Linked DNA regions of Homo sapiens: region 2 is linked to region 1. The links are chromatin loops, found by intact Hi-C in ENCODE. Cell type or tissue: Panc1. All regions are shown on one strand. Links, peaks and the distances in the headings refer to the core of each region. The heading gives the core; the rest is flanking DNA.

The links. A loop is a pair of places that touch in the nucleus more often than their neighbours do. Peaks named below come from ENCODE experiments on the same cell type or tissue, not always from the same donor. Only the 100,000 strongest peaks of a DNase experiment are listed, where the experiment ranks them.
Region 2: it touches region 1 in a loop (4-fold over the local background); 5 of 110 quality-filtered maps call a loop at or near these places.

The regions. Positions count from the first base shown.
Region 1 is chr10:121,731,964-121,737,434 of GRCh38, reverse strand. No RefSeq gene overlaps it. Among named protein-coding and RNA genes, the nearest start is that of FGFR2, 140 kb to the right of the region's middle. RefSeq lists an enhancer at 4,134-4,726. In Panc1, for the core only: CTCF peaks have their summits at 2,438 and 2,674 (motif pointing right); no DNase peak of the experiment used is centred there; H3K4me3 peaks cover 497 bases; H3K27me3 peaks cover 1,046 bases.
Region 2 is chr10:121,897,791-121,903,261 of GRCh38, reverse strand. It overlaps ATE1 (arginyltransferase 1), which reads left to right. Exons shown (of 12, transcript NM_001001976.3): 6 at 642-871; 7 at 3,268-3,396. Among named protein-coding and RNA genes, the nearest start is that of ATE1, 28 kb to the left of the region's middle. In Panc1, for the core only: a CTCF peak has its summit at 2,508 (motif pointing right); a DNase peak (open chromatin) is centred at 2,531.

The DNA.
Region 1 (5,471 bases), core at 1,196-3,695:
TCCCAGCCTACTTCTAACCCAAGCTGCGTGTCAATGTCTCAATCCATAGATCATATGGAATTTCAGTGGAGGCATTTCATTTAGATATGGGGAGGTTGGTCTGGACTTGCTTCACCAAAAATTGGTTGCTGATCCCCTTGGGCAGAGCTTGTGGGGGTGGGAGATTGGAAGGGGCCCCTGCTGACGGGCAGTGGCCATGGGAGTTCTGTGCAAGAATGAAGGGCAGCGCCTGCAGAAAGTACGAATGACTACTTCCAGTCTTCCTGGTTTCTGCCTGTTCTTGAGCCACGTTGCAATTCTATTTGTTATTTTACTAACAAAGCCAGGAAAATAATCAGTGTGTGGCCAGCAGTATGCAATTAATGCTTCTGCATCTACAGCAGCTGGTGATTATGCTTGAAGTATTTAATATTTCTGATAAAGTCACTAATTATTCTGTTGGGAAAGTTTGGAACTAAAGGAGCGAAGTTTAAAGGGAAAATCTGGAGACTAGTTTGGCCTTATTCTAATGAGTGTTATTCATTTCTCTTACCCATTTATTGCCTTTGTAAAGATACGGAAACTGTTATATGTCAGCATTATCGGTGTGTGATGAATTGTAGACCTCACTTATCTGTAGGCTGCTTATCTGGCCACTTCACCATCTGGAACATAGAAAAGGCAGAAAGGAAGGAAACACAATCACCGCTTAGCAGCTAGAATGGGCTGGAATTCATGCACCAAATCTCCTGCCTTATTCCTGGGAGCGCCATTAGGGCTATGTGGTATAGGAGAAAGAGCATGGGGCTTTGTGGAGATGTTTCTCTGAAGAAATTTTTGGCACCAAAGTAAAAGGAAAAAGTGAACTGGAAACAACGTGCTAATGGAAGGTTGCACATTTTACCCTGACCAGCTCTCCCTGTGCATGGCCGACAGCATTCCACCCGTGCCCTGTGGACAACCGTGGGTAGGGAGCGCTGACATCAGACCGGGAGCAACCTTCTGGCCACATTCCCCCAGCAAGCACCCGCATCCTTTTATTCACCTACTTAGTAAGTTAAAAGAAAAAGAAAAAATGTTTTGGAGAATCTGGACTTGGAAGGCAAACCAGACTAAGTTCAAGTCCTAGGAGCGCTATGAAGTGTGTGACGTTAGTGCCAGAAGGAAGTTCAGCAAACTTCAGCTTCCTCATCAGGAGTGGTGAACTGGGCAACCTGCTGCCCAGCTGATAGGAGTTGATGAGATTTGCAGGTGTAGACAGCTCAGCACGCAGCCTCGCTGCTGTTCTTCAGCCCGTTATATCTTGATCAAAGCAGGTATCAACCAAAAAAGAAAGGTCACAAGATTCAAGTTTTAACAAACATTACAGAAAAAAGGTGGAGTAAACTCTACTTAGCTAAGGTTATCTAAACAACAGGGTAGTTTCAGGCCAGTCGGAGAGTTGACTTTGGTAATGACAATGTTGAATTGTCCAGGAAATGGTTAAAATACATTTCCTATACTCTATTATAAGCAAATGTATAATGCAATGGAAATATTTCATAGTTAAAGCAATCAAAAGGTTCTCTTACAGGATAAATTACAGTTATCTGCAAAATTCACGATATCGGAACAGGCCTTCAAGACCGTGGAATTGAATCCATTTTAAATACCTGCTCACAAAGAAGACCCTAATGTCAGAAGGCTAAAAAGATGCTAATGGCTGCTGCTCTCTAATCGAATGTGGATAAACAATTATTCATAGGAACCCATTATTCATATTCATGAACAATTATTCATATTCACGGGAGCCTCACTCCAGTGGGGCCACCATTCAAGTTTTCCTTGGTATAATGGAGAAATAAAACGGGCTTGAGACCTGGGTACAATTATGCACATTTTTGTTTGTTTTGTTTGAGACAAAACTAAACGGGCTATCTGGAAAACCAGCAACATTTCACGGGCTCCGCTGATTGTCTCGCTCAGCACGCTGCCGCACGCAGTTACAGTTTAACTGATAATGACTAGACTGTTTTCATCTTGCCCCCAACTGCTCCGGCTTTTCTGCCTCCTTCTGCATCATTCTTCTGCATACAGGCGAATTCTGGAGGAGGCATCGCATCTTAAAATTGGCTTTTCACAGAGCCGCACAGGTTAGAGGAAGAGCAGCCTCAAATCAGGACATCGAAAGCACATTTTTTGGACTGGAAAAGTGGTGACGTTGGGTCCCGTGGGATGCTGCCTCAGTGGGAGCGAGAGTGGGCTGGAAGACAGTATTTGGAAATAGATCTGCAGCATTTTCCAAAAACAGGTGTTTATATAGTTAAACGTTGTTTTCTGAAGCCTCGTTAAAAGTGAATTCTGTTGTGTCCGTGGCTGTGTATCCAGCCCCTGGGTCTTCAAGCCTGGGCACGGGGAAGCCAGGGGGATGTTTTCCTGACACTGTCAGAATTGCTCTGCTCCCCATCCTGTTCCAACAGCTGCTCCGAGAGCCCCGATGGAAGCAGTTAGAATCTCAGCGGCGACTCTGCTGTCCACCTGGGCAGAGCCACTGGCTCGGATCTAGTGGAGGAGACACTGGCTGTGGCCCAACCTTGACCGAGAGAGAGCTGGCGCGGGAGGGGAGCGAGCCCTCTGCACTTCTCCCTTATTTTTAAGGGTGTTGCGTGCTCAGTTGACCCTTGGGTACAAAGTGGAGAGAAACTGGTCCCCTTTGCTCTTTCTGCCCTTTCAGTGACTTTTCCCCAAAAGCCACCAGGGGGCAGAAGAAGCCGCTTTGCTTTTTTTTTTTTTTTTTTAAACTTCTTAGCATTGGTCCATTGGGCCAATGTTTTTGATAGAAAACATTTTGACATAATTATATTTATAGCAAATAAATGTATGAATTCTATTTCCCATTTCCCACATCTTTGATTTTTTTCCAGATTTGGGTTGCCTTTGAATGAATTCTTCTGTAGCTAACTAAGGCAATTGTGAGGGGAGGTCTTCATTGAAGCAGGAATTTCTGCCAATGCATGATCTAGTTATGGGATCCCGTGTCTGATGCATCCCAGTCTCCCACGTTATTCTCTATCTTTCCAGACTTACTGGGCTGGGGCAGCCCTGGTTGTGTTTTATTTGGATTATTGCAGCAGGCTTTCAACCAGCGGCCATCCCAATCCTGTTATGCAGACGCCACCAGGCTCACCTGCCCAATGCAGCAGCCAGCAGATCTGTCTCTCCCCGGCCTAACCTCAGCCAGCTCCTCAGCCTGCCCATTGAAAGCTAAACTAGCCCACCTGGCAAGCCCAGACTTTCCTGCCAACCTTTCCCCTATATCCTCCTTCTATACACTGCTGTCTCAGGTCTTTCTTTCCTATTTCTTGATCTTCGCCAGGTCTGTTTCCTCCCCAGTCATGCTCCCTCCCCTTTAAGTGTGACCTAACCTTCTGGGTCCCTATCAGATGTCACCTCCTAACTAGCACCTTGTGTATAATATCAGGATCCCTGCCGGGCACGGTGGCTCACATCTGTCATCCCAGCACTTTGGGAGGCTGAGGTGGGTGGATCACCTGAGGTCGGGAGTTCGAGACCAGCCTGACCAGCATGGAGAAACCCTGTCTCTACTAAAAATACAAAATTAGCTGGGCGTGGTGGCAGGTGCCTGTAATCCCAGCTACTCAGAAGGCTGAGGCAGGAGAAACACTTGAACCTGGGAGGTGGAGGTTGTGGTGAGCCGAGATTGCGCCATTGCACTCCAGCCTGGGCAACAAGAGTGAAACTCTGTCTAATATATATATATATATATATATAATTTCCTACCATTGCATTTCTTTCATAAGGTTCTAGAAAACCAACCACGCAACTGGGGTCATAGGAATGGTGTGTGTTGGTCTCAGTTAAGGGAGCCAAAGAAAGGCCGGACTCGTTGGAGAAACCTGCTAGAGAAAACACCATGTGTTGTGTGGAGGCTGAATCCCAGCAACCGGGACCTCAGGCAGGGCCTGCTCCTGGAGCTGCTCGGGACTCCCTGGAAATATCTAGGAAGCTTTCCCAAGGAGCGAGTCCTAACTAGACCATATCAAGCTTTGCAGGCTCCGAACGCATTAAGAACAACAGAAACACTCGTGCAGAAGAGTGGTAAACGTGAGGTATAGAAGTGAGTTTTCCTTTGTAACCCTAGGAAAATACCAGTCTGTCTGCTTTTGAATGTGCAGCTACTAAAGATAATCTCTAAGAAATGCACCCTTTGTTCTGCCTGCTCTTTTGTTTCCTTGAAACAGACAGGTGGAAGTGAGAGGAATAGGTGCTTGGGGAGTGTTCCCAGAGGTGAAGGTGGTGCTTGCGTGGATGTCTGTGCCTAGGCAGGCACCTTCGCGGTCACCTGCTGCCAAATGAGCAGCAAGAGACAGGAGCAAATAAAGGAGCTCGTGCACAGCGGGGGGTTGACGTGCCTCCCAGCAGGAGAAGCACATGTGAGGGGAATTGTCTTGGGACACTTGGCTGTTGGTAGAACAGCTGCTTTGCATAATGAATTCCTGGCCTAATGGGTATGTAGATCCCAGCACTTGAGGCAGGACTGTTTTTGGTTTAGTGCTCACACACCAGAAAATAGAATGCGCCAATATGAATTGAAAATTCTTAAAAGGGATCAGTGTAATCCCTATTTAATTTGGACTTTTCCTCGTAAATTCATTTCGCAAATGGTAGGACATTCTACTAACCGACACAAAGGCGTTTTTCTACATGCTGAACACACTTCACCCTGGGAATAGTCCACTTGCCCCTAATTGAGATCCTAAAGGAGGGAAAAGCCTTGCAAATAAATCTCTGCAAGTGCAGAAAAGAGCTCTCGATGCCATCCAAGTGGCATGTGGAATAAAAGTTCCCTTCCCTTCAGGGTTTCACATGGCCACAGATCCTTGAAAATGTTCAGGAGGGTGAAGTGAGGCTGAACATCATTAGGAAGATATCACTGCTATTTTGCTTTACTCACTCTTAATTTCTGTTAACTCTTCCTAAATTTTATGAGACTGATGCTTTTCCTTGAAGCTCATAAGGCATTTAAGTGCAGGCCCAAATGCATGAGTCGTGCTGTTCCTCTCATTTGAATTGGGACTTGCATATGGAGATGAGTGCACAATGACGTTTGCAGAGAATTACCATATCACCCGATGGCAGAACATGCCCATTCCAATGGGCAGGCAAGGAGGGTGGTGCCAGGGTATGCTGTGGGCACACAGACCTAATACTAACCCCACACATCTTGGGTCACAGATTAACCACTCTCATAGAGGCCTGGGGCTCTCAACCTGCTTGCTGTTTGAAAGCTCTGTGCAAAACCCAAGTCACACCTATATGCTCCATGCATTCATTCCTTAACTGATACCTTCATCCACAGCTATCTGAGCACCTACTCTATGCTAAGTATTATACTTGTCGCTGAGGTTGGTATGGTTTGGCTCTGTGTCCCCACCCAAATCTCATGTTGAATTGTAATCCCCACATGTGAGGGGAGGGTCCTGGTGGGAGGT
Region 2 (5,471 bases), core at 1,244-3,743, 170 kb before region 1:
TTTGATTTGATTGTGTTCTTCCTCACAAAGGCAGAGAAGTGGATGAATGTTTTTTTTTAAAAAAAGATATTTGGGCCGGGCCTGGTGGCTCATTCCTGTAATCCCAGCACTTAGGGAGGCCAAGGTGGGTGAATCACGAGGTCAGGAGTTTGAGACCAGTCTGTCCAAGGGAGTTTGAGACCAGTCTGGCCAACATGGTGAAACTCCATCTCTACTGAAAATACAAAAATTAGCCAGGCACGGTGGCACACACCTGTAGTCCCAGCTACTCGGGAGGTTGAGGCAGGAGAATTGCTTGAACCTGGGAGGCGGAGGTTGCAGTGAGCTGAGATCATGCCATTGCACTCCAGCCTGGGTGACAGAGCGAGACTCTGTCTCAAAAAAAAGAAAAAAAAGATTTTCAGCAGTAAGAGCCACCTTGGAAAGTTTCTGTGCTATTTACTTTCTCTAGCAACTCCCACTTCTAAGGTAGAATTTTAGATCCACTTACAGCTCTGTATCAGGATCCTCTGAAACATCTACCCCAAAGCTAGCCTAACCATTGAAACTCTTTGGACTTACACTGTAGAATCTTTGAGACATGTGAAAAAACTTTTCTAGAACCAAATGTGATTGGTCTAATATTTTAAAATTCTTTTTAGGCAAAGGGGCTGATTTGAGTAAGCCTCCATGTCGAAAAGCAAAGGAAATCCGGAAAGAAAGGAAAAGGTTAAAACTAATGCAGCAGAACCCAGCTGGAGAACTTGAGGGTTTCCAGGCTCAAGGTCACCCACCATCTTTGTTTCCACCAAAGGCTAAATCCAACCAGCCAAAATCACTCGAAGATTTAATTTTTGAGTCTTTACCAGAGAATGCATCACACAAGTTAGAGGTACTTTGGAGGACTTTTGTTGTTTGTTTTATTATGATTTTTTTTTGTTTGGGCATATCGTTTATTTTTATTTGAAGTTCTAATTAGTTGATGTTTGCTAGTTAAATAATGAGAATTTAAAAGAAATTAAAGAGAACTGGGAAGAAGTAACATTTGTATTTACTAAGTTAACTGCTGTTTGAGGGAAACTCCTTTTTTTTTAAAAGACTTTTTGAGAATACATAGTTGGCCACCAAACTTGTGAAAACAGTGTCAATTTTAGCATGCTACCTTGATTGAAATTTAATAGTTAAAATGAAAGAAATACTCTTTAAAATTGTGTTTTTAGCAGTTTTGGTTTAGATAGTGAAAGACAATAGATTACACAAGGCAAATCACTATTTCATCCATTATAATATTCTGATCTTGGTAAAGACAGCAAATGGTGTCATATACATAAGCCAGCAGTTAGGAATTATCTAAATAGGGCTAAATTGTACTGCTGAAATCCTCTCTCATTAGTGCCAAAACCACTTTGGGCATAATATGAATACTTTTAGAGCCAAATTCCTCCATTTTTCCAAATTTATTTTCGTTTCTAGATCAGATCAAGATTTCTCAGTATTAGTTTCTCATATATAAAATTCAAAAACAAGGGCTGGATGTGGTGGCTCACACCTGTAATCCTAGCACTTTGGTAGGCCGAGGCAGGTGGATCTCTTGAGGTCTGGTGTTTGAGATCAGCTTGGCCAACACAGTGAAACCCCGTCTCTACTAAAATATAAAAATTGGCCAGGCGTGGTGGCGTGCACCTGTAATCCCAACTCCTAGAGAGGCTGAGACACCAGAATTGCTTGAACCCAGGAGGTGGAGGTTGTAGCGAGCTGAGATCACACCACTGCACTCCAGCCTGCGTGACAGAGCAAAAGACTGTCTCAAAAAAATTCAAAAACATTAGCCATAATGATTTTTATCTTATTCTCATATGTGATTAGTAACTGGTCAGCCTTTGAATTTTGTAGCTTACTATCATCTAAAAATATCACTTATCACTGAAGTCCTGATAATAAAAATTAACTTTCATGCATTCTAAGCCTTAATTCAGTATATGTATTATCAGACGTAGAATTTAGCTTTTTTTTTTGAGACGGAGTTTCACTCTTGTTGCCTAGGCTGGAGTGCAATGGCGCGATCTCGGCTCACTGCAACCTCTGCCTCCTGGGTTCAAGCGATTCTCCTGTCTCAGCCTTCTGAGTAGCTGGGATTACAAGTGCCCACCACTACGCCCGGCTAATTTCTGATATTTTTAATAGAGACAGGGTTTCACCATGTCAGCCAGGCTGGTCACGAACTCCTGACCTCAGGTGATCACCCGCCTCGGCCTCCCAAAGTGCTGGGATTAGAGGTGTGAGCTACCTTGCCTGGCCAGATTTTAGCTTTTATAACTCCTTGGCTACTCTGATTTGGATACAGATTTTTTTGTCCTTCCAAAATTGTAAACAGAGTTGAATACACTACTTAAAATATTTTACAAGGTGTCTTTTATCTTTGATCATAAATAGTAATGTATTCAGGAGGCCAAGCACGCTTAACATAACAGTTCTCCAGTGGTTACTTGTACTTTTTGAATGTAATGATACTCAGGATGTATAGAGATCTTTTACCACTGGGTGTCGCTCTTTCTTCATAGAATTACGTCTCACGGCACACATGTCCAGTTTCCAGCTGTTTTCATTGCATTGCATTTGACTGTTTTACTGTTCTGTTTTGCTAATACATTTTAAGTGGCTAGTAAATAATGTTAAAGTAAATGTTAGCCATTACTGCGTGCAATTACTGTTTTAAACTTATCCTTATTTTACAAGGTTACTTGACCAAGATGGTGACATTGTAAGATTTGAACAAAGGAAATGTGACTTCAGAGTCATGGTTGTTAACTATGCTATGAAGTAGGAAAACTTTATGAGGTCTTTTTAACTCAAACAGTCAAGTTTTAAGTTGAGGGTTAGCAATGATGAATGAGTGGCCAAAAAATGTATTCATATTTTTAGTCTTTCTTAGAATTACTGGTAGTTGTGCACAACTAGAGGGTATTTATTTGTGTGTGTATGTGTCGTGTGTGTACGAGTGCTGGAAATACTCTGCCAGTTTACAGTAGAGGCAGGCTTACATAATTCAGTCATGAAAGCTGAGGCTTATAGTTTAGAGGGGATCGTCCTCTTCTTAATGAGTCTGTAAGTTACAAAAATAACTTTTTTCTTTATTTACTAACTGGTTGGTTTTTAATATTAAAATATTTAGGTGCTTTAATAATTGTTGAAACTTGGTTTCTTGGATGGGAGTTACTCTTAATGCATATTCCACAGAATGAATAAATGAATGAATTAGTAAACTTGTTTTTTTAACTGCTTCTGAAGGTGAGGGTGGTGAGATCATCTCCACCAAGTTCGCAGTTCAAAGCCACACTTCTGGAGTCTTACCAGGTCTATAAACGTTACCAGATGGTTATTCACAAGAACCCACCTGATACGCCAACCGAAAGCCAGGTCAGCAGGCCAAGTGTAATTTTCCTGTGCAAACAGAGCTTTCCCTTCCACTTAATATCATTTAATGAAATCTTGGTTTATTTGTGCTACATTTTATTTGTGTTCAATTTGCAGCATATCTGCAAAGACCTAAGACTGAATTAATGGACATTCTGAAAGTGCAAATTTTACCTAGTGCCATGTTAAGTACCAGCCATGTATAATTTCAGAGTCAAAGTAACATGTAAAATTATTTAAAGTCACTATTTTAGATGCATTTATCTAAAAGATAGTAATAGAGCTCTAAATTAAAATACCTGTGAGGAAAACTCAGGAAACTATATTTTTATGGTAGATACGTACTTTGCCTAACATGATTTTAATGCTTTATCTGTATTTGAAAGATGTATGTAGGAATAATTGATCCCAGTTAAATTATTCTTTATTAATGTGCTACCCTTGCACAATTGAGTGGGACTAAAAAAGGAAGATAGTAGAACATTTTAATAGAAGAACTCATATGCTAATAATTTTGTAAGTTAAATGACCCAAGAAAAATCTGTAAAGGAAAAAAGCTTAAAACACTTAGTATAAGTAGAGGTGGCAAAAGTAGCGATCATCACCATGATTAACAACAATATTGACTCTAGTTTATGCAGAAAACTACAATTAGTGGAGAGAGAGAAAAAAAAAAGAACAAATTGTTGGCTCTTATGAGGTTGAGATTTTCATAAGTTTTAGTACAGTTAGCACTTCGGTCTCTGCACCCGTCTGCCTCGTCTAAGGTTTCTTTTCATGACAAATTCGAGTTCGAGCTTTGGCGTGGATTTGTGGAGATCTTACTGTAGCCTCACCTTCAGAAGCATATCATCAGAGATGTTTCAATAGCATTTGCTTGTATTTTCCTTGCTCTGAAGGTGAGGTTAGTACCTGTCTCCTTTGAGGACCCAGAGTTCAAGTCGTCTTTCAGCCAGTCCTTTTCTTTGTATGTCAAGTATCAAGTGGCCATACACCAGGATCCACCCGATGAATGTGGGAAGACTGAGGTATTGTTAACTGTTGTTTTCTGTGTTGATAAGGTTGTCTGGGAAGAAGTATAATATATACCATTTTCTTGTCAGGTGGAGCTGATGACCCTTTCAGTGTGTATTACTGAACTTCTGTGAACACTCACATGACTCATACATGTGAGCATTTTAAATCCTTAGAAAAAAGGATTGCAAATTCAGGATGCGTTCTTAGTGTTTTCTCTAGGAACCTGAAAGTAGTGGTTTATAAGGTCAGTCATCCACTCTAGGTCAACAGTCATTTACTGAGTGCCCATCGTGTGCCAGACTGTGCACCACAGAACAAAAGGAGTCTCTGTCTTCAAGAAATTGATAATCAAATGGGAAAGACAGACCAATAAGCAAAAATACCTTAACAACAAGTGAATTAGAAAGAAATACCTACACCTAACCTACCGAACATCATAGCTTAGCCTCGCCTGCTTTACACATTCTCAGAACACTTATAATCTGCAGTTAAGCAGAATCATCTAACACAAAGCCTATTTTATAATAAAATGTTGAATATCTCATGTAATTTATTGAATACTGTACTGAAAGTGAAAAACGGAATCGTTTTCCATCATTGTAAAGTTGAAAAAGCATAAGTCCAACCATTATAAGTTGGGGACCTTCTGTTAGATATAATATGGTTTAACGGGCGTTTATTGAGGGTCTGTCTTTGTCAGTCTTGGGATATTGAAATGAATGAGATGGCATCGTTGTCACAGTAGAACCATGGTATGTTGGAAGAAAGAGGCCAACAGATGCAGAAGAATTAGAGTTTTGATTTTTTGACTGCTTTTGTTTTTTTAATGACACGATGTGTAAGCTAAAAAGAGAGGGTTAATACAACAGGAGTTAATGCTGCATGTTCCCTGAGAAAGGGCTCACTTCCCAGATCCCCCAGAGTCTTCTGGTTAAAGTGTCATTTGCAGACCTGCAGCATCAGCAGTACCTGGAACACAGACTCTCAGTCCTATTCATTCAACATCTACTTTTTTTTTTTTTTTTTTGAGACGGAGTCTTGCTCTGTTGCCAGGCTGGAGT